Regions from separate parts of the Homo sapiens genome. Here all the other regions are linked to region 3. The links are chromatin loops, found by intact Hi-C in ENCODE. Cell type or tissue: endothelial cell of umbilical vein. All regions are shown on one strand. Region 1 overlaps LINC01476 (long intergenic non-protein coding RNA 1476). Region 2 has its middle 4.3 kb from the start of DHX40. Region 3 holds the start of LOC124904040 (a long non-coding RNA gene).

Region 1 (8,000 bases), 81 kb before region 3:
TTTTTCTCCTCTCCAGAGGCTTTGAAGATCCCTTTGTCTCTGATGTTCTGAAGTTTCACAATCGTGTGTGTTGGCATGAGTCTTTCCCCATTCTTGTTCTGAGTGGATCCTTACACTCTGAAAATTGATTTCTTGCAGAACTATTTATTGATGGCCTACTGTGTGTCTGGTTCTATTCTACGCAATGATCAAACATACAAAATCCTTGCCATGCAGGATTTCACATTATAGGCAGGTATTGGACATTCTGCAGTGATCCAATAGGTTCCTTATTTTTTTTCTCTTCAATTTCCACTTTCTTGTCTTTTTTTTCTTCTTTCTAAAAGAGTCTTCAATTTCATCTTCCAATTCCTTTATTAAAGTTTTTGCTCCTGCTATATGTTCAATTTCCAAGGGCTCTGTATTATTTCATAAGTGCGTATCTTCTCTTATCTCTCTGAAGACGTCTTTAACAGTTTTATTATTTATTTATTTTACTTCTTGCATTATCTCAATACCTCTACATTTTGTTGTCCTGTTTATTTGTTTTGGTCTCTGTTTTTTAATGATAAAAACTTTCTTTCTCACTTGTATGTAGGGGGCTACAGAACTAAGAATGTACTGACAGCTCTGTCTGAGACTATGGGACTTGTGAATTGAGCTTCATTTGTAAGGTGATTGGGCGAAACTTAAATTTCACTGAGGTTTTCCTCCCTCCATATTGTCTTATCTATAGTTAGTTGCTAGTGTTTACACATGATGTTCTAGCCTCAAGGTGGATTTACTCTAAAATTTATTTTACTCAAGCTTGACATAGAATGTTTTAAATTTTTGTTTGTTTGTTTTTTGAGACTGAGTATCTGTCATCCAGGCTGGAGGGCAGTGGCGCAATCTTGGCTCACTGCAACCTCTGCCTCCTGGATTCAAGCAATTCCCTTGCCTCAGCCTCCCAAACAGCTGGGATTACAGGCACCCACCACCATGCCTGGCTAATTATTTTTGTATTTTTAGCAGAGACGGAGTTTTGCCATGTTGGCCAGGCTGGACTTGAACTCCTGACCTCAGGTGATCTGCCCACCTTGGCCTCCCAAAGTGCTGGGACTGCAGACGTGAGCCACTGCACCCAGACTTTAAATTTTTATTCTACATAATAAAATCAAATTACAGAGCAGCTGCCTGGTACGATTTGTATAAAACAACTTATATTTGGGCCGGGCACGGTGGCTCACACCTGTAATCTTGGCACTTTGGGTGGCTGAGGTGGTTGGATCACTTGAAGTCAGGAGTTTGAGACCAGCCTGGTCAACATGGCAAAACCCCATCTCTACTAAAAATACAAAAATTAGCCAGGCATGGTGGTGCACGCCTGTAATCCCAGCTACTTGGAAGGCTGAGGCAGGAGAATTGCTGGAACCCAGGAGGCGGAGGTTGCAATGAGCTGAGATAGTACCAGTGCACTCCAGCCTGGGCAACAGAGCAAGACTCTGTCTTGAAAAAACAAACAAACAAAAAACAAAAACCGCTTATATTTGGAGAGTAAAAAAAAACCACAAAACAAAACAAAAAACAAGACTTTATTGCAGAGCTGCCCAACAGGTATGCCACAAGCGAGTTATAAATGTCCTGAGGTATGGACCCCTTCCCTCGGGTCAATAAGGTGAAAGTACATGTGTAACAACCAGCTCTCCAGGAAAAAAAGGCTTGATTTGTAGCATTTGTTAATTTCATCTTACTTTTTAGAGATAGAGTCTTACTATGTTGCCCAGGCTGGCCTCAAACTCCTGGGCTCAAGTGATCCTCCTGCCTCAGCCTCCCAAAGCGCTGGGATTATAGACGTGAGCCGTTGGGCCCAGCTTGTATTCGATAATTGTTTTATTTCCGTGGTGTAAGTACTCCTACCATGGACAATTTCAGACTACCAGCAAGCTGTCATTAAGTGCAAATTGGGGAAGATATATACACATTTGGCTCTTGGGATCTGGTAGGAGCTGGCTCGAGCACATTTCTGAACACTTTAAACTCTTGGGAGTTCTGGTGGATGTCTCAGGTGCGCAGTGCCTGCCCTGGGTTATTGCCTTCTGCTGAGAGCAGTCTTGTCAATTTACCCCAATGTGCTGTTCAACTACTATCATTCATATATATATATTCTTCTCATGACATGAGAAAGGCTGGGAAGCCCTGCTCCATCGGATTTTTGTTTTTTGTTTTTTGTTTTTGAGACAGAGTCTCGCTCTGTCACCCAGGCTGGAGTGTAGTGGCACAATCTTGGCTCACTGCAACCTCCATCTCCTGGGTTCAAGTGATTCTCCTGCCTCAGCCTCCCAAGTAGCTGGGATTACAGGCATGTGCCACCACGCTTGGCTAATTTTTGTATTTTTAGTAGAGACAGGGTTTTGCCATGTTGGCCTTGCTCGTCTCAAACTCCTGACCTCAGGTGATCAGTCTGCCTCAACCTCCCAAAGTACTGGGATTACAGGCATGAGCCACCGCACCTGGCCGGATTTGTTTATTTCTAAAATATTGTGTGTTTGTATCTGTCTCCACACATGCAACTCAATTCACTAAAATATATTAATATTTTCTTATAAGTGTATAGATGATATTACTTTTGTGGCCATACAAGAAGTTTCTTGAAGTTCGAAAAACAATTCATACAGAATATTCGACAACCCTGTTTTTCTGGATAAAACTTGAAACCGTGGAGAAACAAAACACTATCCTACCCTCAGAGAGCACACAGTCTAGGAAAAATGATTCCATTTGAAATAACTCAAATACATTTTAAGCTCAGTAGGTTTATTAATATTAGGCAACAATAAACGATGCTTAATATTCTTCATTTTATCCTTTAAAAATTTTGGCATTTCTATTTATCGTTATTAAATAATATACATTAAAAATTGGAGAGGGAAAATGTCTTTTAACCTCACTGAATAAAAGAAAATAATTGAAACTTTAATTTTCATTTTAAAAGTAATTACATGCAGTGATAGCCTAATTTTGATGGCATGGTAGTTAACAGACAGCTGCTTTTATTTTAAATGGAATTGCATTTTTAACAGAAACTACTCTCAGTGTTTGCTTTCATCTTCTGAATAGGAAAGCCAATTTGAGGGTTGAATATTTGGTGAGTTTGATGGAGCCAATTAAGATAATTCAGGTCAATAAAAAAATAATTTAATATGTTTCTCACTTAGCTGACTCATAAAGTTGACAATAACTCCTATCTACAATAGCTATACCAAAAAAGTCCACGATAAATTCAGCCTTCTTCTTAAAGGAAAAGCAGAATACTGTAAATTTTATTCAGAACTTATATTTTTAAACTTCATTAATTGTACACAATAAATTGAAGTGACGATATTTATATAATATAGATTTCAAGATTATCTTCTCAGCACGTATGAAGATTTATTATGATGTTTTCATTATAGCTATGCACCTACTTACATTAAAAATTAATGTATCACAGCAGTGTCTTTCAGGCAGTAGTTAAAATAAAGAGAAATTCTCCACTAGATAGGATAAATACTAACAAGAGGTTGCTGCAAACCCCAAAGTGCAATTTTTTTTTTTTTGAGATGGAGTCTTCCTCTGTTGCCCAGGCTGGAGTGAAGTGGCGTGATCTCGGCTCACTGCAACCTCTGCCTCCCAGGTTCAAGTGATTCTCCTGCCTCAACCTCCCAAGTAGCTGGGACTACAGGTGCACACCACCACGCCCGGCTAGTTTGTATTTTTAGTAGAGAAAGGGTTTCACCATGTTGGCCAGGATGGTCTCGATCTCTTGACCTCGTGATCCACCTGCCTCAGCCTCCCAAAGTGCTGGGATTACAGGCATGAGCCAATGCACCCGGCCTGATGATTGGGTGTCTTAATTTTTACCTGGGAGGCTAGAGTCACTCGTGTGACTACATCAGGGTGGCTATTTGGTTATTTTCGTGATTGTTTAATGTCTTTGTCTGTGTTCATGTTCAGATTGAGTAAGTTGCAATCTTGTTATTGTCTTGTTCCACCATGGTTACGGAGGGACCTTGTCTGATTATTGTTGTTATTCTGTGAAAACTGCTTATCTTGCGTGAGGGAACGCTAGATAGCCGCCAGCTGCAGGCTGTCAGGGTCATCCTGTTGTGTATCACATTCTCAACCCGCTATTAAGCTTGGACTCTGACATGTGCTTGTTTCCACATAGGACTTTACGAAACCCAGGTCACAACGTGTGACCAAGAGTTGGGAAGAGGGATAGTCCCCCTGTTTCTGTAGAGTTTCCATGCAATGACTGAGAGTTTGCTGCTTCAGGAATGCTCTGGGCCTGATGGCAGCATCCTCTTCAGGGCTGGGGTCGGGGGTGAGAGGGAGCTGCTGCCCTCCAGTGGCTGTCTAGGAAATTACATCAGTGACTCTTCCCCCAAATCATGCTTAGATTTTCTGGGAACTTCCCCGAACGTGGCAAGGCAGAGCAGAAGGAAAGAAGATTCGCCTGGGAGTAAAAGCCAGCAACTTTTGGGTATTACTGTTAATATGGCCCCATGAGTACTCTCAACTTGGTGAAGCCTGGAAAAATGGAGATTATGTGACTTGTAGGTTTTTGATAATTATATATTGTGTTGCTTTTATAATCAAAGAAGGTATCTGTTGAAGATAGAAGAATAAGAACTTAAATATTTGTGGCCAGGCACGGAGGCCCATGCCTGTAATCCCAGCACTTCTGGAGTCCAAGGTGGGAGGATCGCTTGAGGCTGGGAGTTTCAGACCAGCCTGGGCAACAAAGCAAAACCCCACCTCTAAGGAAATTCTTTTTTAAAAATTAGATGGACATGGTGGTGCATATCTGTAGTCCTAGCTACTTGGTAGGCTGAGGCAGAAGGATCTCTTAAACCCAGGAGTTCAAGGCTGTAGTGAGCTATGATCATACCACGGGACTTCAGCCTGGATGACCGAGCAAGACCTTGTCTCTCTATAAAAGGACCATGCAACTTAGAAATACAGCATAATTAAAGATAAGAGGGTTAGAAAAGTTTTTACTATCAAGGGTTACATAAATAAAGATTAAAATTTCACTTAAGTTGGAGAGGATGCTGAGAAATTGGAATCATTGTGCATTGCTGATGGGAATGTAAAAATGTGAAGCTGCTGTGGAAAACTATGTCAGTTCCTCAAAAAATTAAACACAGGATTATCATATGATCCAGCAATTTCACTTCTAGGTATATGGCCAAAAAAATTGGGAGCAGGGATTCAAACCGACATCTATGTTCATGGAGGCATTATTCACTGTAGCCAAAAAGTGGAAATAATCAAAATGTCCATCGACAGATGAATGGATAAATAAAATGTGGTATATCTATCTATTCAATGGAATATTATTCTGCCTTTTCAGAGGAAGAAAATTCTGGTACTTACTACAACATGGATGAGTCTTGAAGACATTATGCTAAGTGAAATAAGCATAAGCAAAAGGACAAATAGTGTATGATTCCATTTATATGCGCTACCTAGCACGGTCGAATTCATAGAGACAGGAAGTAGAATGGTGGCTGTCAAGGGATGGGGAGGGGAGAATAGGGAGTTACTGATTAATGGGTATGGAGTTTCTATTTGGGAAAATGAAGGAAGTTCTGGAGATGGGTGGTGGTGACGGTTGCACAACAATGTAAGTGCACTTAATAACGCTGAAGTGTATACTTACAAATGATTAATATAGTAAATTGTATGTTTTGTATATTTTGCCACAATTAAAAAAACAAAAACAAAAAAACCCTGATTCTGAGCCCTAAGCCAAACCAATTGAGTTGGGGAGAACAAAGGGGGAACAAGGGGTCAGGGTCTGAGTGCAGGCTTTTTAAAAAACTTCTCAGCCAGGCACGGTGGCTCACGCCTGTAATCCCCGAATTTTGGGAGGCAGAAGTGGGTGAATCACCTGAGGTTAGGAGTTCAAGACCAGCCTGACTAACATGGAGAAACCCCATCTCTACTAAAAATACAAAATTAGCCAGGCGTGGTGGCACATGCCTGTAATCCCAGCTACTCAGGAGGCTGAGGCAGGAGAATTGCTTGAATCTCGGAGGTGGAGTTTGCAGTGAGCTGAGACTATGCCATTGCACTCCAGCCTGGGCAACAAGAGCAAGACTCTGTCTCAAAAAAAAAAAAAAAAAAAAAAAAAAAAAGCTTCTCAGGTAATCCTCCCATGCGTAACGAAAGTAGAGTACCCCTGACCCAGATGATGTCTAAGATCCTGTTTTGCTTCAGCCGTCCATGATTCCAAGTAAAATGACCCGACAAGACTGCCAACATTTTGCCCCAGTTTCATAAATACAAGTAGCAGCTTCCTTTGACAAATTGTCTGAATCCAAATTGCTAATGAACGTACACTGCTTTTTTAAAGCTATTTTTTCTGCATATTAATTTTACTTATTTTCCTAAAATGAATTGATCTTTTCCACAAAGTTTCATTTGACAGATGTACAAGTTTCCACTCAAATAAGACTTTTATATGCAACAACAGATTCTAACATAAGTTGTTCTTATAGAGAGAGGATACTGTATGTCTACATTCAGCAAGATGTTTCTTTGCCAAAGCTAATCTGTTTTGAAGCCTGGCATTTCTGTTTTACTTGTCACAAATATCCAAATATGTTTTTTACCCAAGGCTTTAGAGTAATACTTTAGAATAATTTTTTCTCAATAAATTATTGTAAAATAATTGATTAGTAAGCATTAAAAGTACTGAGAAAGTTTTCAATAATGAACATTTGAAGTGACATAACGGAAGAAAAACATGGGTTATTTTTCCAGAAGTTTAATTGTTTTATAAAATAGTTGTTTTGAAATATTTCATCGTCCTGATGCAATAATCACAGAATGTTGAGAAAGTCTACAAAATCAGGGCTAAGTCAAATTAAAGATGAAATGGAAAATATTTTTAAATGTTTCATACTAAAATGAGAGAAATGATGCATGTGAAATAAAAAGTAATAGCTTTCCATTCTAGGAGATTTTTTAAATGTACATAACATATGCATCTTTTTTTTTTTTTTTTGAGACGGAGTCTCGGTCTGTCGCCAAGGCTGGAGTGCAGTGACGCGATCTTGGCTCACTGCAACCTGCACCTCCCGGGTTCAAGCAATTCCCTGCCTCAGCCTCCCGAGTAGCTGGGATTACAGGTGCCCGCCACCACGCCCGGCTAATTTTTTGTATTTTTAGTAGAGGCAGGGTTTCACCATCTTGGCCAGGCTGGTCTTGAACTCCTGACCTCGTGATCCACCCACCTCGGCCTCCCAAAGTGCTGGGATTACAGGCATTAGCCACCGCGCCCGGCCAACATATACATCTTCTAATGAGTTTCTTTTCATTTACTAATGAGTTTTGAGTAAAAATTATTCTTAGCAAAACAAGCTTAATTGAATTCAAGCTTCTAGAAGTCAATATTTAAAAATTTTTGCCTTTCTCTGTTAAAATTCTGACTTGAAAATTTCACTTTAAAACACATAAGTTCTCAGTGAACGATGTGGCTTAAATGTGCTTTATCCCGATGATAGCTATGGAATTATTGAATCAATTTGCACTAACAAAGGAGCATATTTTTGTGCTTTTCAACCACATCAGCTACTGGATTCAAACAAGGCATTTTTCTTGAAATCAGTTCAGAGCAGTCAAAAGTCCTGATAATGAAATGTATGATTTAGCTGCTTCCTGTCCTAGAAGAAAAAAAAAGTATGGTTTCAAAGAATAAACATAGTATTCTCTCTCTCAATCTCTCTTCCAAAAAAAATTTATTGGACATTTATGTGCCTTTGCTCACTCCTACGTGTACAAAAAGAATATATCACATTCTTTGCCTTCAAAGAGCTCACAATGAAATGGAGGAAGTAGACAAATAAACATATAATATGCAACGATGAGCATAAACAAATAAATACATAATACGCGTATGCAATATGTTTAGATGCTCACGGTATTTCAGAAGCACAGAAGAGAGGTACCTATACTGGGAAGAGAGAAAGAGAAGGAGGCAGAGAAGGCTT
Region 2 (8,000 bases), 120 kb before region 3:
TCAACTCATTCTCACCTTTCCTAATCTGATATGACCTGTCCAAGGCACACAGCTACTGAGTTGTGGAGCCGAACTTTTAGTTATGTTATTATCAAAACTTAGGTCACCAAGGCTGTTCATTTCCCTCATAGGACCCTGCATTTTAATTTATTTGCATGTTTCCTCTTCTGCCCAGCTAGATTGTAAAGCCCCCCCCCACAAGAGTCGAAATATTAAAACACTGCTACATCCAGGGCCCAGCACAGTGATTCAAGGTGGGCTGTCAATATTTGTTGACTTTGCTGGAATGGAGGAATAATAATTGACTTCCTTAGGAATTAAGCTCATTTTTGATAGAGGTGCATTCCTTGGAAACCACAGTAGCTGAAAAGTTCAACAGATACACAGCATCTGAGGCAGGGCAACTTTTTCAGAAAAGGTACTTTGGGGGCAGGTCTTTCTGGTCTAGAGCCTGCCAATTTTTAAATTAGTGTCAACTGTAACAAAATCATTGCAATGTGAACAAGATTGTTTGTTGGACTCCTCAATTGTTCCTGCTGTTAGAATTAGCCAACACTTACTACCAAAGAAGACAACTCAAAACTGTCACTTCACCATCACCTAAAGACCCTCTTGTCTGACCAGGCTTCAAAAGATGTACCATAAGGTTGTTGGGCCCCCAGATTTTTCTGTGCTCATTTGAAGTGAAGTCATGGCCATGCATGGTGGCTCATGCCTGTAATGCCAGCACCTTGGGGGGCCAGGACAGATGAATCACTTGAGATCAGGAGTTCGAGACCGGCCTGGCCAATATGGTGAAACCCCGTCTCTATTAAAAATAAAAAAATAAAAAAAATTAGCCGGGTGTGGTAGCACGCGCCTATAATCCCAGCTACTCGGGAGGCTGAGGCAGGAGAATCGCTTGAACCTAGGAGGCAGGGGTTGCAGTGAGCCAAGATCATGCCACTGCACTCCAGCCTGGGCAACAGAGCGAGATTCCACCTCAAAAAATAAAGTGAACTCATACCAACTGCTTTTAAATGGAACTGATCAACACTTCTTAAAATGCAAGCTCATCAGATTTTGAATGATACCAAATAAGTTGGAACTTTGTAACAACTTTATATCTCAAAACCTGGGTATGAGAGGAAGCAATCTGGTAAATAGGAGAACATTCCAGGTTTCTCTCTTTCATTAGGAGCATCTCCCAGCCTTCTGGATCATGTTAGGAATTCAAAATATTATAGAAACAGAAAGCAAAATGGCAAAAATACATTTGTGGTACAGGCAAGGTATTGGTAATCTCAGTATTTCAGTATAGGGCATCTCTATCAGTGATATAATAAAGTCACTTTCTAAAAATCATCATTTCAGACCAATGATGATTACCACTTAGCTCATAGTAGTCAAATCTTTCTGATACAGTTGACCCTTGAACAATACTGGTTTGAACTTCGCAGGTCCACTTGTAGGCAGATTTTTTCTTCTGCACCTGCTAAGCTGGAGATAGCAAGATCAACCCTTTGTCTTCCTCCTCCTTCTCTTCAGCCTACTGAACAGGATGGAAACCTTTATGATGATCCACTTAAACTTAATGAATAGTAAATATATTTTCTCTTATGATTTTCTTAATGTTTTATTTTCTCTAGCTTGCTTTAAGAATACAGTATATAATACATATACAAAATACGTATTAATTAACTGTTTATGTTATTGGTAAGGCTTCCAGGCAATAGTTGGTATTAACAGTTAAGCTCTGGGGAGTCAAGTAATACAGATTTTGGCCCAATGCAGTGGCTCACACCTGTAATCCTAGCACTTTGGGAGGCCAAGGTGGGCAGATTGCCTGAGTTCAGGAGTTCAAGACCAGCCTGGGCAACATGGCAAAACCCCATCTCTCCTAAAAATACAAAAAAATTAGCTGGGTGTGGTGGTGCGTGCCTGTAGTCCTAGCTATTCGGGAGGCTGAGGCAGAAGAACCACTTGAACCTGGGAGGCGGAAGTTGGGGTGAGCCAAGATCGCGCCACTGCACTCCAGCCTGGGTGACAGCGAGACTCTGTCTCCAAGAAAAAAAAAGAAAAGAGTTATATGCAGATTTTTACAGTGCAAAAGGCTCGTGCTCCTAACCCCACCTTGTTCAGGTTTCAACTGTAAATTATTTCCTCTATTTTTCACAAAAACTCATACAGTTAGGTTATTACTATCCCTAATTTTTGTGTTAGAAACTTGCCTGTGGTGACAAAACAAAGAACTAAGAGGGCCAAGATTCAAAGTCACACTAATAACCACTAAACTGCATTGGGAGATGGAAGTATTTAGATTTTGGTACCAAAATAATGTATTTTCTTCCAATGTTTGTAACTCTAATAGAACTGACCCCATTCTTGTATGAGAACCACCTATTGAGAGTATAGAATATAAAACCTGCAAGCAAAGAATGAAGAAAAATAAAAGTGAAAAATTCAAGTGATGTTTAACATTGTTCATTTTATAACCAAGGACATTTAAAGCATGTTACCATGATAACCATGTGCTTGGGGCTATTCTAAATTAGAAGATCAACAATTATTTCCTACCCAGTGAGTTTACAAATTACAATGACAAACAAAACTCAAGTACAGAGTAAAAATAGAAAATAAATGGGTTGAATCTGGGAAGAAAGGTCAGTGTCCCTAACGACATTGAATCTATTTCTTATCTTTGGGTTACATTAAAAACCTGAGACCAGGCCTGTAATCCCAGGACTTTGGGAGACTGAGGTGGCCAGATCACCTGAGGTTGAGAGTTTGAGACCAGCCTGGCCAACATGGTGAAACCCCATCTCTACTAAAAATACAAAAAATTAGCCTAGGGTGGTAGTAGCCACCTGTAATCCCGGCTACTTAGGAGGCTGATGGAGGAGAATCTCTTGAACCCGGGAGGTGGTGGTTGCAGTGAGCCAAGATCTCACCACTGCACTCCAGCCTGGACAACAGAGTGAGACTCTGTCTCAAAAAAAAAAAAAAACTCCTGAAAGAACTGGTATTTAAAGAAGTGTGAGAAGTCTGAATTGCACCCTGCTGCTATTGCCTCATAAGCAGTCTTTCAAAATATTCCACAATCCAAGCAACCTGTTTCAGAGCATCCAAAAGAGACTCAACATTACAGATTTACAAAAATGGAATGGAATTTTAAAATCATCTTCAGGAAAGAAAGAAAAGTATAGGACCACTGTTGTGATGGTTAAAAGGAGTAAATAAAGCAAAAAAAAAAAAAAAGGAAAATTATCAAAGATATTATTACAGTCAGAACCAGAAAGTTTAAAATGCTAGAAAAATGGTGATATGTACAAACCTAATTAATAACAGAACCTAATTGTTCACAGAAGGAGTGAGCAATGGTATCAAGCTACATGGATTTTTTAAAAGCTCATTAATTGGACCAAAACAAGACTTGTCTTGGTAAAGGGAAGCAGACAGAAGCCATATTGTGAGTAAATGAGAATTCGCGAGCAAACTGAAAATGTACCTAATACACTTGGGGATGGCTGGTTAGAATCAACTAGGGTAAATGAAAGGGAGAGAAAAGAATAGCTGGAAAAAGATGCCGCTACTACAGTGTGTATGTGGTGATTAAGAGAAGACTTGGTCAATGAAAGTATTGGGGTACAATTAGAAGATTTGTTTAGGAGAGTTGAAACTGATACTGATGAGGGAGAAATACCAAGTTCACATTTTGAGGAAAGATAAAGGACTGGAGGAGAGAGAACAAACTTTTAGCCCACATAGGTATTATAAACTTGCATTTGTGGTGGATTTGTATCCCAAAATGTGAATCCGATTGTTTCTCTGTATTTTCCTCCCCTTTTTCTATCTCACTGGTAACCCATGGGCCTATCTTCCTGTTCAGCCCTCAACAAAGCAGAAACAAAAATCCAAAGACACTGCTGACATGAGGTCCCAAATCAGAGCCTTCTGTGCATGCTCAAATTACTGGTTACTTCCTCTCTCAGATGGATAAGGCTGGGCCTAGGCAGAGGGCAGAGAGTGGAGAGGATATAATGAGAAAGGAAGGACTGACAGAAGGGATAAACAGCCCTCTAGGGGGCAGGAGAAAGATCATCTTTTGTTAGAAAGTTCTAATGGGGCCAGATGTGGTGGTTCATGCCTGTAATCCCAACACGATGGGAGGCCAAGGCAGAAGGATTACTTGACACCAGGAGTTTGAGACCAGCCTGCGCAACATAGTGAGACCCCATCTCAAGACTCATCTCTACAAAAAATACAAAAATTAGCCAGGCATGGAGGTGCATGCCTGTATTCCCAGCTACTTGGGAGGCTGAGGCAGGGGGATCACTTGAGCCCAGGAGGACAAGACTGCAGTGTGAGCTGTGATGGTGCCACTGCACACCAGCCTGGGTGACAGAGTGAGACCCTGTTTCAGAAAAAAGGAAAGAAAGAAAAAAGAAAGAAAGAAAATTCTAATGGAAGGAATTCAAGGAGATAAACCATTCTCAAGTGTGGACCATTCCCTTCTCCATTAAAAAACCAGAAACAAACATCTATGACCAGTTTTTCATCTAGTAGTCCTGGATACATGTAGACCTTGAAAGAGAGAGAGGGGAACTTCATTCTAGAGAGAATGTAAACATGAAAGAAAACCTCATGCCCTAAACTAAATGGAACTAGACAAAAAATTTGGGAATTTTTCTGAGTCATGTATTGGTGGACTACATGCCACGGTTACATATTTTATTAATAAGCTTATAGTATATTAGCAACTTGGGGGTTTAGAGGAAAATAATTAGATGGTATGGCCATATCACAAAACAAGAGAAATATCTCACGTTCAGTCCAAAAGTAAAAAATAGCAGCCAGGTGCTATGGCTCACACCTGTAATCCCAGCACTTTAGGAGGCCGAGGCGGGCAGATCGCCTGAGGCCAGGAGTTCAAGACAAGCCTGACCGACATGGTAAAACCCCATCTCTACAAAAAAATACAAAAGTTAGCCAGCCGTGGCGGCGCTCGCCGGTGATCCCAGCTTACTCAGGAGGCTGAGGCATGATAATCACTTGAACCCAGGAGGCAGAGGTTGCAGTGAGCTGAGATCATGCCACTGCACTCCAGCCTGGGTGACAGAGTGAGACTGTCTCAAAAAAAAAAAAAAAGTAAAAGATATCATCACACTTTCTTCTCTTTAAATGTCTAGATATTAAGATTTGAGTAGTTATCACAAAGCCAGTCACCAAATAGTCATTAAATCATTCATCAACAATATTGTTTGAGAGCTTAATAGAGATTGAGACACTGCTAGTTGTCAATGAAAATTGTGCTTTTATATGTATGCATATAGTCTTTAATAAATGTGTAGAATTCCCGTTAATTTACTAGTAAAATGGGACCTCTTCCAAGTGAAAGCTCAATGTTTACTCTAGCTTCCTATTTATTCATTCATGTGTTCATTCAGTAAATATTATAATGCACAATTCTTTTTTTTTTTTTTTTTTTTTTTGAGACAAAGTCTCACTTTGTTACCCAGGCTGGAGTGCAATGGCATGATCTCAGCTCACTGCAATCTCCGCCTCCCGGGTTCAAGCAATTCTCCTGCCTCAACCTCCTGAGTAGCTGGGATTACAGGCGCTTGCCACCACACCTGGCTAATTTTTTTATTTTGAGTAGAGACGGGGTTTCACCATGTTGGCCATGCTGGTCTCAAACTCCTGACCTCAGGTGATCCGCCTGCCTCCGCCTCCCAAAGTGCTGGGATTACAGGCATGAGCCACCGCGTCCAGCTAGAATGCACAATTCTTATATGCACCTTTTTTAATAGCCACGCAGAGGCATAAAATATGTGTAGGACATGGTTATTACCTTCAGTGAGATTACAAGTAATCAAGGAAATAAAATATTTAGAGGAGGAAAAACTAGCTAGAGTGATCAGTGAAGGCTTCTAGGAGTTAGTGACATTTGAACTGAGCTTTGAAAGTTGGGAAGATTCCAGTAAATGCTAGGGAAAGATTCTAGATAGAGTGCATTTGACAAAGGCACAATAGAGTGATCAAGATATTATTAATTATGGATTATTGAGAAAGATGCAGTATTAGTGTTCTGACTATAGTCTCTGTAAATCTTTCAGTGACCTGAAGGTGGCAAGCTGGGTTTACTTGAGAAATTTCAGATCAACATTATTTAAAAGAAAAATGAAACAGTACTATTTCTCTGAAAAAAATTTTTCATTGACATTTAACTCATAAAATCAAAAAGTGAAACAGATTGAAACATAAATAAACATTTACTGCATGTCTTTAGTAGGACTTACCTTAAGGCACATAGATTTTGTATTGCAAATTCTTTCCATTTTATTTATATTTATTTATTTATTTATTTATTTATTTTTGAGATGGAGTCTCACTCTGTCACCCAGGCTGGAATGCAGTGGTGAGATCTCGGCTAATTGCAACCTCCACCTCCCAGGTTCAAGCAATTCTTCTGCCTCAGCCTCCCCAGTAGCTGGGACTACAGGCGTACACCAACAGGCCCGGCTAATTTTTGTATTTTTTGTGGAGACAGGGTTTTGTCATGTTGTCCAGGTTGGTCTGGAACTCTTGACCTCAAGTGATCTACCTGCCTCAGCCTCCCAAAGTGCTGGGATTACAGGTGTGAGCCACCACACCTGGCCTTATTTTAATATCTTAATTTTTATTGTCCTTATTGATTTCTCAGTTATGATACAATTTTTTCATAGGAAAAAAAAGGAGCTTACATATTTAAGTATTGTAAGAATTAAAGAAAGAGGAAAGAAACATTAAAAGCGGCTCAACAGTCAAAGACAGGTTTATTTTAGAGAATAAGCCTGAGAGGGGCTTTTGGCCGATTTCAGTCAGGGGCCCTCTCTTACAGACTAAGATTATTTAAGAGTTCAGGGCAAGAGAATTTATCACAGGCTTGTAATATTTCTGTGTCGGGGAGAAGTTTATTGCGGGGTTGGAATGTCTCTGGTTGGAGGGAAGGTTATCTTGGGGCTGACATCTCTCCAGTCGGGGAGGGGTTTATCTTATGGTTGGAAGGTTTCCGGTCAGAGATGTCATTTGCGGTTTATGGTCATGCTGACCTTAGCCATTAGGCTGATGCCTTTTGGATTAGGCAGTTTTTGATCAAGGGGAACTTTAGAATAGCAGTGCTTGTCCAAGATGGCAATGTTCCTGCTCTGTCAAGTATTACCATTAAAATCTGAGGAAAGACCAGCAGCGGTGGTTGGCACCTATAATCCCAGCACCACTTTGGGAGGCTGAGGCAGGTAGATCATCTGAGGTCAGGAGTTCCAAACCAGCCTGACCAATATGGTGAAACCCCGTCTTTACTAAAAAAATGCAAAAATTAGCTGTGCATGTGTCGCGCGCCTGTAATCCCCGCTATTCAGGAGGCTGAAGCATGAGAATCGCTTGAACCCCAGAGGCAGAGGTTGCAAAGCCCCAAGATCTCAGCACTGCACTCCAGCCGGGCGAAAGTGCGAGACTCCATCTCAAAAAAAAAAAATCTGTGAAAAGCATTGTGAGAAGGCTTTTGAGGGGGCGGTCAGGTTATTGGGGCATAATTTCCAAATGTTATAGTTTTAGTGTATAGTTTTGTTACCCACACAATGGGTGGGTTTGATCACTTAGCCAGTGACAGTCCAATACCACAACCAAGGAAGATTTAACAAGGGGATTTTATTACTTACAATAAGTAAGGAGGATATCGGGGATAAATCCCCAAAGCAGTGTCTCCCTAAACAAAGGTGATAAAAAGGCTTTTATTAGGCAGGTTAGCTGAGTTATCATATGTAGAGGTGGAGTAGAGCCAGCTCAGGCCCAGTCTGCGATCACGCCTCTACATACAAATGGAGAATAGCTCCTTCCTGGGTGGATTTTTAGTATGCTAATGAGGAGAAATCTCCAAAGTTCATCTCCAACTCAGGCATCTCTGGATCCAACTGGTTTTTGTTTTGCTGTGGCTGGGTTTCTTCCTTGAACTTTTTTTTTTTTTTTTTTTTTTTGGAGAT
Region 3 (8,000 bases):
GTTGGCATAAAATGTTTGCTACCTAAAACAAGTTCAAAAAAATCTGTTGACAATCGCTTTGATTTTCTTAGCTGTATTACAGAACATTTTCTTTGAACTTGATGTTGATGTATTGTAATAAGACTTCTTCCTAAGAAACTCAATGGATTTTGATCTTTATATGTTATTTGAGTTTGTAACAAGATTTTAAATAATGTTAACTTCAACTTTTTAAAGTGGCACAGGAAGAGGGGGAGTTAATACAACTGCATTGCATGCCAGATCGCTGTTGCGTTTTCATTTCCTGAGCAATGTTGATGGACTGTGAAAATAGGAGGAAACTCTAAATAGCCCCAAATAGAAAGGCTTAGGGTTAGGTTGCAGGTAATAGAAAGCCAGATAATAATGGTTTTACTCCATGGGGACTGTATTTTTTCTCATGTAATAAGAAACCCAAAGGTATTCCACTCAGGGCTAGTGATGCTGCTCAATGATATCATTAAAGCTTCCTCTTTCTCTCCACTCCACCATCCTTAGTTTGTTGTTTTTGTCCTTGCGGTCACAAAATGGTTGCCGAACCTCTAAGCTATTGCATCTGTGTTCTAGGTCAGGAAGAAGAGGGAAGGGTCATGAGGCCAAATGGAAGCATCCCTATTCAGAAATTTTTGCTGGGCGCGGTGGCTCACGCTTGTAATCCCAGCACTTTGGGAGGCTGACACGGGCGGATCACGAGGTCAGGAGATCAAGACCATCCTGGCTAACACGGTGAAACCCCATCTCTACTAAAAAATACAAAAAATTAGCCAGGCATGGTGGCGGGCGCCTGTAGTCCCAGCTACCTGGGAGGCTGAGGCAGGAAGATCGCTGGAACCCAGGAGGTGGAGGTTGCGGTCAGCCAAGATCCCACCATTGTGCTCCAGCCTGGGTGACAGAGCAAGACTCTGTCTCCAAAATAAATAAATAAATGAATAAATAAATAAATAAATAAAATGATATACTGCTTCATTTGCTCTCTTTAGAACATATTTTTGAAAGTTCCAGGTAGGAAGTTCTAGGACTCTGGAAACAATCAAGTGTACTCAGCTTCATGTTGCCTCTTCACTACAGTTTCTTTTCTTTTCTCTTTTTTTTTTTTTTTTTTTGAGACGGAGTCTCTGTGATCCAGGCTGGAGTGCAGTGGCACAATCTTAGCTCACTGCAGCCTCCATGTCTCAGGTTCAAGCAATGCTCCTGCCTCAGCCTCCTGAGTTGCTGGGACTACAGGTGCATGCCACCATGCCCAGCTTTTTTTTTTTTTTTTTTTTCAGTAGAGACGGGGTTTCACCATGTTGACCAGTCTGGTCTCGAACACCTGATCTTTGGTGAGCCGCCCTCCTTGGCCTCCCAAAGTGCTGGGATTACAGGCATGAATCACCGTGCCTGGCCGCTTTTCTTTTTTTTTTTTTTCTTTTGAGACAGGGTCTTGCTCTGCCACCCAGGCTGGAGTGCAGTGGCACAATCTTGGCTCACTGCAACCTCTGCCTCCTAGACTCAAGCGATCCTCCCACCTGAGCCTCCTGAGTAGCTGGGACTACAGGTGAGAGCCACACAACAGATTCAAGTCCAACCAAAACACAGAGAAATCGAACCACTCCACTGAAGTAACTATTGTAGTCAAAAATATGATGTTTTTGGCCAGCCATGGTGGCCCACACCTGTAAACCCACCACTATGGGAGTCTGAGGCAGAAGGATCAATTGAGCCCAGAAGTTTGAGACCGGCCTGGGCAACACGGCGAAACCCTGTCTCTACAAAAAAATACAAAATTAGCCAGACGTGGTGATGCATGCCTATAGTCCCAGCTACTTGGGAGCCTGAGGGGAGGATCGCTTGAGTCCAGGAGGTTGAGGCTGCAGTGAGCCATGATGGAGCCACTGCATTCCAGCCTGGGTGACAAGTGAGACCCTGTATCAAAAAAAAAAAAAAAAAAAAATCAGTGTTGTCACCCAAAATATAACGTAAAAACCATAGCAATATTACTCTAATTCCTTGTCTTAGTAGGCAAAATATAAACATGTAAATATTTAAAAATAAAACTGTTGCATTAGGCTGCAAGCTCTCTTAAATCTTCTACATCTGAGATTGGCAAACTATGGCTTACAGGCCAAATTTGGACTGCTGCCTGTTGTAAATAAAGTTTTATTAGAACGCAGCCATATCCATTAGTTTATGTATTGGCTAAGACTGCTTTGTGACTACAAAGGCAGATCTGAATAGTTGTGATGGAGACTGAATGGACCTCAAAGCCTAAAATACTTACTATTTGGGCTGGGCATCATAGCTCATACCTGTAATCTCAGCACTTTCGGAGGCCAAGGCAAGTGGATCACCCGAGGTCAGGAGATCAAGACCAGCCTGGCCAACATGGTGAAACCCCGTCTCTACTAAAAAGACAAAAATTAGCTGGGCGTGGTGGTGGGCACCTGTAATCCCAGCTATTCAGAAGGCTGAGGCAGGAGAATCGCTTGAACCCAGAAGGTGGAGGTTGCAGTGAGCTGAGAACGTACCACTATACTCCAGCTGGGGAGACAGACTGGGACTGTGTCTCAAAAAACAAAGAAAAAAGAAATAAAGTAAATACAATCTGACACTTTTTATAGGAAAAGTTTTATTTATCTTTTTAAATTTTTATTTTTTTATTTTTATTTTATTTTATGTATTTTTTTTTTTTGAGACAGTCTCACTCTGTTGCCCAGGCTGGAGTGCAGTGGCACAATCTCAGCTCACTGCAACCTCCGCCTCCCGGGTTCAAGTAGTTCTCCCTGCCTCAGCCTCCCGAGTAGCTGGGATTACAGGGGCCCACCACCATGCCCAGCTAATCACCTGACCTCAGGTGATTCACCTGCCTTAGCCTCCCAAAGTGCTGGGATTACAGGCGTGAGCCACGGCACCCAGCCTATTTATTTATTTATTTATTTATTTATTTATTTATTTATTTTTAAGACAGGGTCTTGCTCTGTCATCCAGGCTAGAGTGCAACGGCACCATCATGGCTCACTGCAGCCTTGACCTCCTGGGCTCAAGTAGTCTTCCTGCCTCAGCCTCCCAAGTGGCTGGAACTACAGGCATGCACCACCACATCCAGCTAATTTTTAAAATTTTTTGTAAGATGAAGATGAAGAGATGAAGTCTTCCTGAGTTGCCCAGGCTCTTCTCGAACTCCTGGGCTCAAACAATCCTCCCGCCTCAGCCTCCTAAACTGCTGGGATTACAGGTGTGAGCCACGGCACCCAGCCTATTTATCTTTACTTTGCATATATTAGGTGCTCAATAAATGTTTCATGATTTATTGAAAGAATATATCAGAGCTTTCCAGTTGGACATGAAAAATTAACAAACTAGCTCTTTATATAAATTTCTAGGCACAATAGTCAATTTTAACAAATCGTAACACAAAGCATTTTGCAGTTCCCCAGTTTACCTGGTATTTGCTTGTTGCCTTGTCATTTGTTATTCAGAAGAAGACCACATGCCTTGAAAAAATCATATTAGTGCTTTAGCGTTCCAGATTGCAAAATGCTCTGTATTCATGTTTTCAAAGAGTTGGCCTTTGAGCTAAATATGTCTCATTGATATGTTTTATTTGGCTCAGAGTACTGTTGTTTGTTTTTAAGCAACATTAGCCGCCAACATTTAAAAATAAGGTGACTTCACATAATAATCCAAGTTTCCAGCTTCTCCTGAAAATGTGAAAGATCTAGCAATGTGGGTACACGGTTTGGTTAGGCCCATAATCACCTGGGACTGGTTGTTTCTGCTTCCTTAGATGGAGTGAGTACTCTCCTGTTTACCACAGTCCCCACCACTCCCAACAGCCTTACCTCTGGCTGCCTCCATCCAAGTACGATATCTGCGTGGCCTTTCTATAGACATTTGTATTTCGGATCCTTAGTCTAGGGGAGTATCATTTGCTACAAAGGCCCCTGAACTGCAACAGTAGCTGAAAACCACACATTTGCTTCATTTTCCAGGCTTGAAAACAGATTTGTGCATCTAAAGACAAAACAGGAAAGAATGACAATGCTATTAAGATGATGACTTTCATTCCAGCTAAAAGGCAACTTCATCCTCCCACCCCCTCTTTCCTTTTTCAAACAAGCCAGAGGACTTCACCCTCTTTCCTTTCCGCTATTCAGCTCCTTCCACCCACTCCATCTCCTGGTGTTGTTTACCTCAAACCCTGGGGTGCTGTCTCTCCCCAGTTCCCTGCTTCCTTGCTGACCTTAAAAACAACCTTGGTCATTTTTGTTTTTAGAGTTTTACTGCTAATCGCTGCAGCGAAACAGACAGGAAATAACAATACGGAGGAAATTATAAAGTTTAGAAGACCTTGTAGTTCTTAGTCATAGTCCCTGATTCCCTTAAAGCGGTGGCACCTGGAAGTGCATTATTTTTAGTCTCTCCTGTTAGACCCTCATAGCCGGTGGATGGAGAACAGAAAGGAAGAGTCTACCCTGCCTTGATAGAAGAGGAACCACTAGGTGGCAGCACAGGGCGTGTCTTTTCACGTCTTTCTACAACAGGCAGGCGGATGTGAGGCACCAACTTTTCTAGGAAGGGATAACTTAGTACCATATCAGGGCAAGCATTTGGGCTGAGACCAGTGAGAGAATACAAGTCAGCCAAGAGACTCCAGTCACATTGTGCTGTCAAGTAGCCAGCGTTGGAATTCTTGTCTCTTTGCCTTTCTCCCAAGTTGGCTGTTAGTTAACCTGTTAGGGCTGCTAGGAATCTTCTAGCCCAATACCTTCATTTTACAGATAAGTAAACCAAGGCCCTGAGAGACTTGACTCTCCTTTATTTATTTATTTTTTTTTTTTTGAGACAGGGTTTTGCTCTGTCACCCAGGCTGGGGTGCAGTGGGGCAATCATAGCTCACTGCAGCCTTGAACTCCCAGGCCCAAGCACCTCAGCCTCCTAAGTAGCTGGGACTACAGGTATGCACCACCAGATCTGGCTAATTTTTTACTCTTTTTGTAGAGATGGGGAGGGGGGTGGTCTTGCCATGTTGCTCAGGCTGGTCTCAAACTCTTGGCCTCAAGAGATCTTCCCAGCTCAGCCTCCGAGGTGTTAGAATTACAGGTGTGAGCGATGGCATCTGGCCTTGACTTTCCTCTTGCTGGTGTCATGCTAGGAGTCCAGCCAAGTGTCTTTCTGGTTTCATTAGTGCCGGCTTATCCTTCTGGTCTGTCCCTCCCAGTTAAAAAACATTTATTGGCTAGGATCATGCCTGTAATTCCGACACTTCGGGAGGCTGAGGTGGGAGGATCACTTGAGCCCAGGTGTTTGAGACAAGCCTGGGTAACATAGGGACACCCTGTCTCTATTTAAAAAGAAAATAGAAAAACGTTTATTGAAGTCTATTTAGTATGGTTAAAGGCTAATTTTCCTAGCTTCAGAGGTGAAACTAAGAGAGAATTCTTTGCCTCTGATGAAGTGGGACTTTCCACAGGAAACAGAGACTTACCAGGCACAGGAAAATAAAAGCTTTATGTCTGCTTCCAGCTACCTAACCCACCTGGGGGAAAAGCGAAGACCCCTCGTCCAGAAGGGGGTGTTACAGCTGTCAGCACTCTATGCGGGCTAGACTGTTTTGCCTTTTTATGGGATCAGCTGGTATAATTGTGGCGCTTATCAAGAGAATCCTAGGATTGCAGGGCTAGGCCATGCATACCCAAAATAACTCACCAATCTTCTCAAATTACATTAGTAAAACTATCTGTATTCCTAGATTTAAACACAAATTCAAACAACTGCACTATAACAAAAGCATGTCCTCAGGCTGCAGTTAATTTAGGGGGCAGTCTAGTGATCAAAGAGGAAACGCCTTATTGCAAGGTAGAATTTGCTTGAAGGGCTTGGGCCTCAGAAGGGAATTTTCCTAGAATACTACCAAAAGTCTTGCTTGTTTATGTTGAAGCACTATTCTGGGAATTACAAAGCCTTGCCACTCAAAAGTGTGGTCCTCCAACCAATAGCCGCACTTAGGTTGGCAATGCAGAATCTAGCCAGGCATGGTGATAGACGCCTATAGTCTCAGCTCCTTTGAGAAGCTGAGGTGGGAGGGTTGCTTGAGCCCAGGAGTTTGAGATTGCAGTGAGCTGTGACTGCACCACTGCACTCCAGCCTGGGCAACAGAGCAAAACTCCATTTAGAAAAAAAAAAAAAAAAAAGGAAAGAAAGAAAGCGAAGGAAGGAAGGAAAGAAAAGGAAGAAAGAAAGAGAGAGAAGAAACAAAGACAAAGAAATGCAGGATCTCAGGCCCAACCCATTCCTACTAAATCAGCTCTGCATTTTAGTAAGAAGCATTTAGCATTAATAAATATTTAACAGGTAACATTAATAAGCATATAATATGTAACAATAATAAGCATTTAATGTGCTTGTTAAAGTTTAAGAAGCACTGCTTTAGGATATCCAAGAGAAAAGGCCAAGAACAACAGCAACCAAACAAACCACACCCTTTCTCCTCCCAAATAGTCCCCACCTCAAGGAGCTTGTAGACTGGTTTAGGAACACAAACCACACATATGGAAAGTGGCATGAAAATGATCATTAAGAAAGATGCCGTTAATGCCGTGTGGGCTCCCCTAGGACATGTAGGACACACACATTTGGAGAGGGTGCATTTAAAAGAATGATTACAGTTAAGAGGCCAGGTGTGGTGACTCAGGCCTGTAATCTCAGCACTTTGAGAGGCGGAGGCAGGCAGATCACTTGAGGCCAGGAGTTTGAGACCAGCCTGATTAACATGGTGAAAACTCATCTCTACTAAAAATACAAAAATTAACCAGGCATGGTGGTGTGCACCTGTAATCTCAGCTACTCTGGAGGCTGAGGCAGGACAATTGCTTGAACCCAGGAGGCGAAGGTTGCAGTGAGCCCAGATCGGGCCAGTGCACTCCAGCCTAGATGACAGAGTGAGATTCTGTCTTAAAAAAGAAAAAAAAAAAAAAAGGATGATTACAGTTAAGAGGGGTCAGTCTGGGCAGTCTTCCTGCAGGTGGTGAGATTCTCCTTGGCTCTTGAATAAGGTGATAAGCATGTATTAATGGAGAAGGAAAGACAGAGAAGGGCATTGCAAGTGGACGGATCAGGACAAATCTGGGAGGAGGCAAATTGTAAATTCTAGACAGTGGCCTACAAATACTTAATTCTTTTATGCATATTCCCAGACTTTCACTAGATCCTTGCAGCTACACACGTCACACATTAACGTGGCTGCACACACGTTATTTAGTCACGTTACATTTTAGTCAGTGGTTCTCATGGAACTTCTTCAGATGTGTTCACCCACATACAGACTTTTTTCTTTGGATTCGTACAGGCAGGTCTTCACCTCTTCCTCTCTCGTGTCTTCAGCTGTGTTTTCTAGCTCTTCTTTCTAATCCGGTGGAAGGAAATCCCTTACATGTGCATTCTCCTGAATTGCTAGAGCCTTTCTTAACAGCGGTGCAAATCTTCTCTGTAAAGCTCTTAATCAGATCTCATAAACGATTAGCCCAAATGCGTTTTCAGTTTCTAAAGTTAATCATCCTTGAGGGCCAGGAGTTAACATGAAAATGGGGAACTTGCGGTTGTTCCCCTGTCTTAACATCCAGATTTAGTTTGCAAAGCAAAAGTCATTCCACAGAAGATGAAATCAAGAGTCTCAGCGTGTATTTTCCAAATGAGGTGGTGTGATTGTATCCTTCTCATCCTTGCACATATGTGGCAACCAAAAGAGTTGTCCCAGAGGTGAAATAGTGGGATGAAGTGAACAGTGTCAGAGCAGCCCACTGGGCCCCTGAGGGAAAGCACACAAAGGGAGCTGACCCCACAGCTTCCTGAAGTAACACCAGGAAATGAGACTCCAGATCATTTGGGGGGACATAATACCCTTTACATAGTTCTTTAGAAGAGTTCTCCCAGGCTGGGCACGGTGGCTCATGCCTGTAATCCCAGCACCTTTGGAGGCTGAGGCGAGAGGATTGCATGAGCCC

What was found. A loop is a pair of places that touch in the nucleus more often than their neighbours do. Peaks named below come from ENCODE experiments on the same cell type or tissue, not always from the same donor. Only the 100,000 strongest peaks of a DNase experiment are listed, where the experiment ranks them.
Region 1: a loop joins it to region 3, with 2.1 times the contacts of the local background. A loop is called at or near these places in 3 of 110 quality-filtered maps.
Region 2: it touches region 3 in a loop (2.5-fold over the local background); 9 of 110 quality-filtered maps call a loop at or near these places.

The regions. Positions count from the first base shown.
Region 1 is chr17:59,518,020-59,526,019 of GRCh38, reverse strand. The region is part of intron 1 of LINC01476 (long intergenic non-protein coding RNA 1476); the gene reads left to right. Among named protein-coding and RNA genes, the nearest start is that of LINC01476, 4.8 kb to the left of the region's middle. In endothelial cell of umbilical vein, a CTCF peak has its summit at 4,353 (motif pointing left); a DNase peak (open chromatin) is centred at 4,349; H3K27me3 peaks cover 237 bases.
Region 2 is chr17:59,557,263-59,565,262 of GRCh38, reverse strand. No RefSeq gene overlaps it. Among named protein-coding and RNA genes, the nearest start is that of DHX40, 4.3 kb to the left of the region's middle. In endothelial cell of umbilical vein, CTCF peaks have their summits at 3,849 and 4,064 (motif pointing right); no DNase peak of the experiment used is centred here; H3K4me3 peaks cover 55 bases.
Region 3 is chr17:59,437,476-59,445,475 of GRCh38, reverse strand. All of the region lies in intron 2 of LINC01476 (long intergenic non-protein coding RNA 1476), which reads left to right. LOC124904040 (a long non-coding RNA gene) reads right to left here and starts at 4,803. Exons shown (of 3, transcript XR_007065867.1): 1 at 4,348-4,803; 2 at 3,840-4,011. RefSeq lists a silencer at 2,367-2,572 and enhancers at 4,601-4,660, 4,671-4,780. In endothelial cell of umbilical vein, a CTCF peak has its summit at 4,493 (motif pointing right); DNase peaks (open chromatin) are centred at 3,575, 4,485 and 5,465; H3K27ac peaks cover 3,173 bases.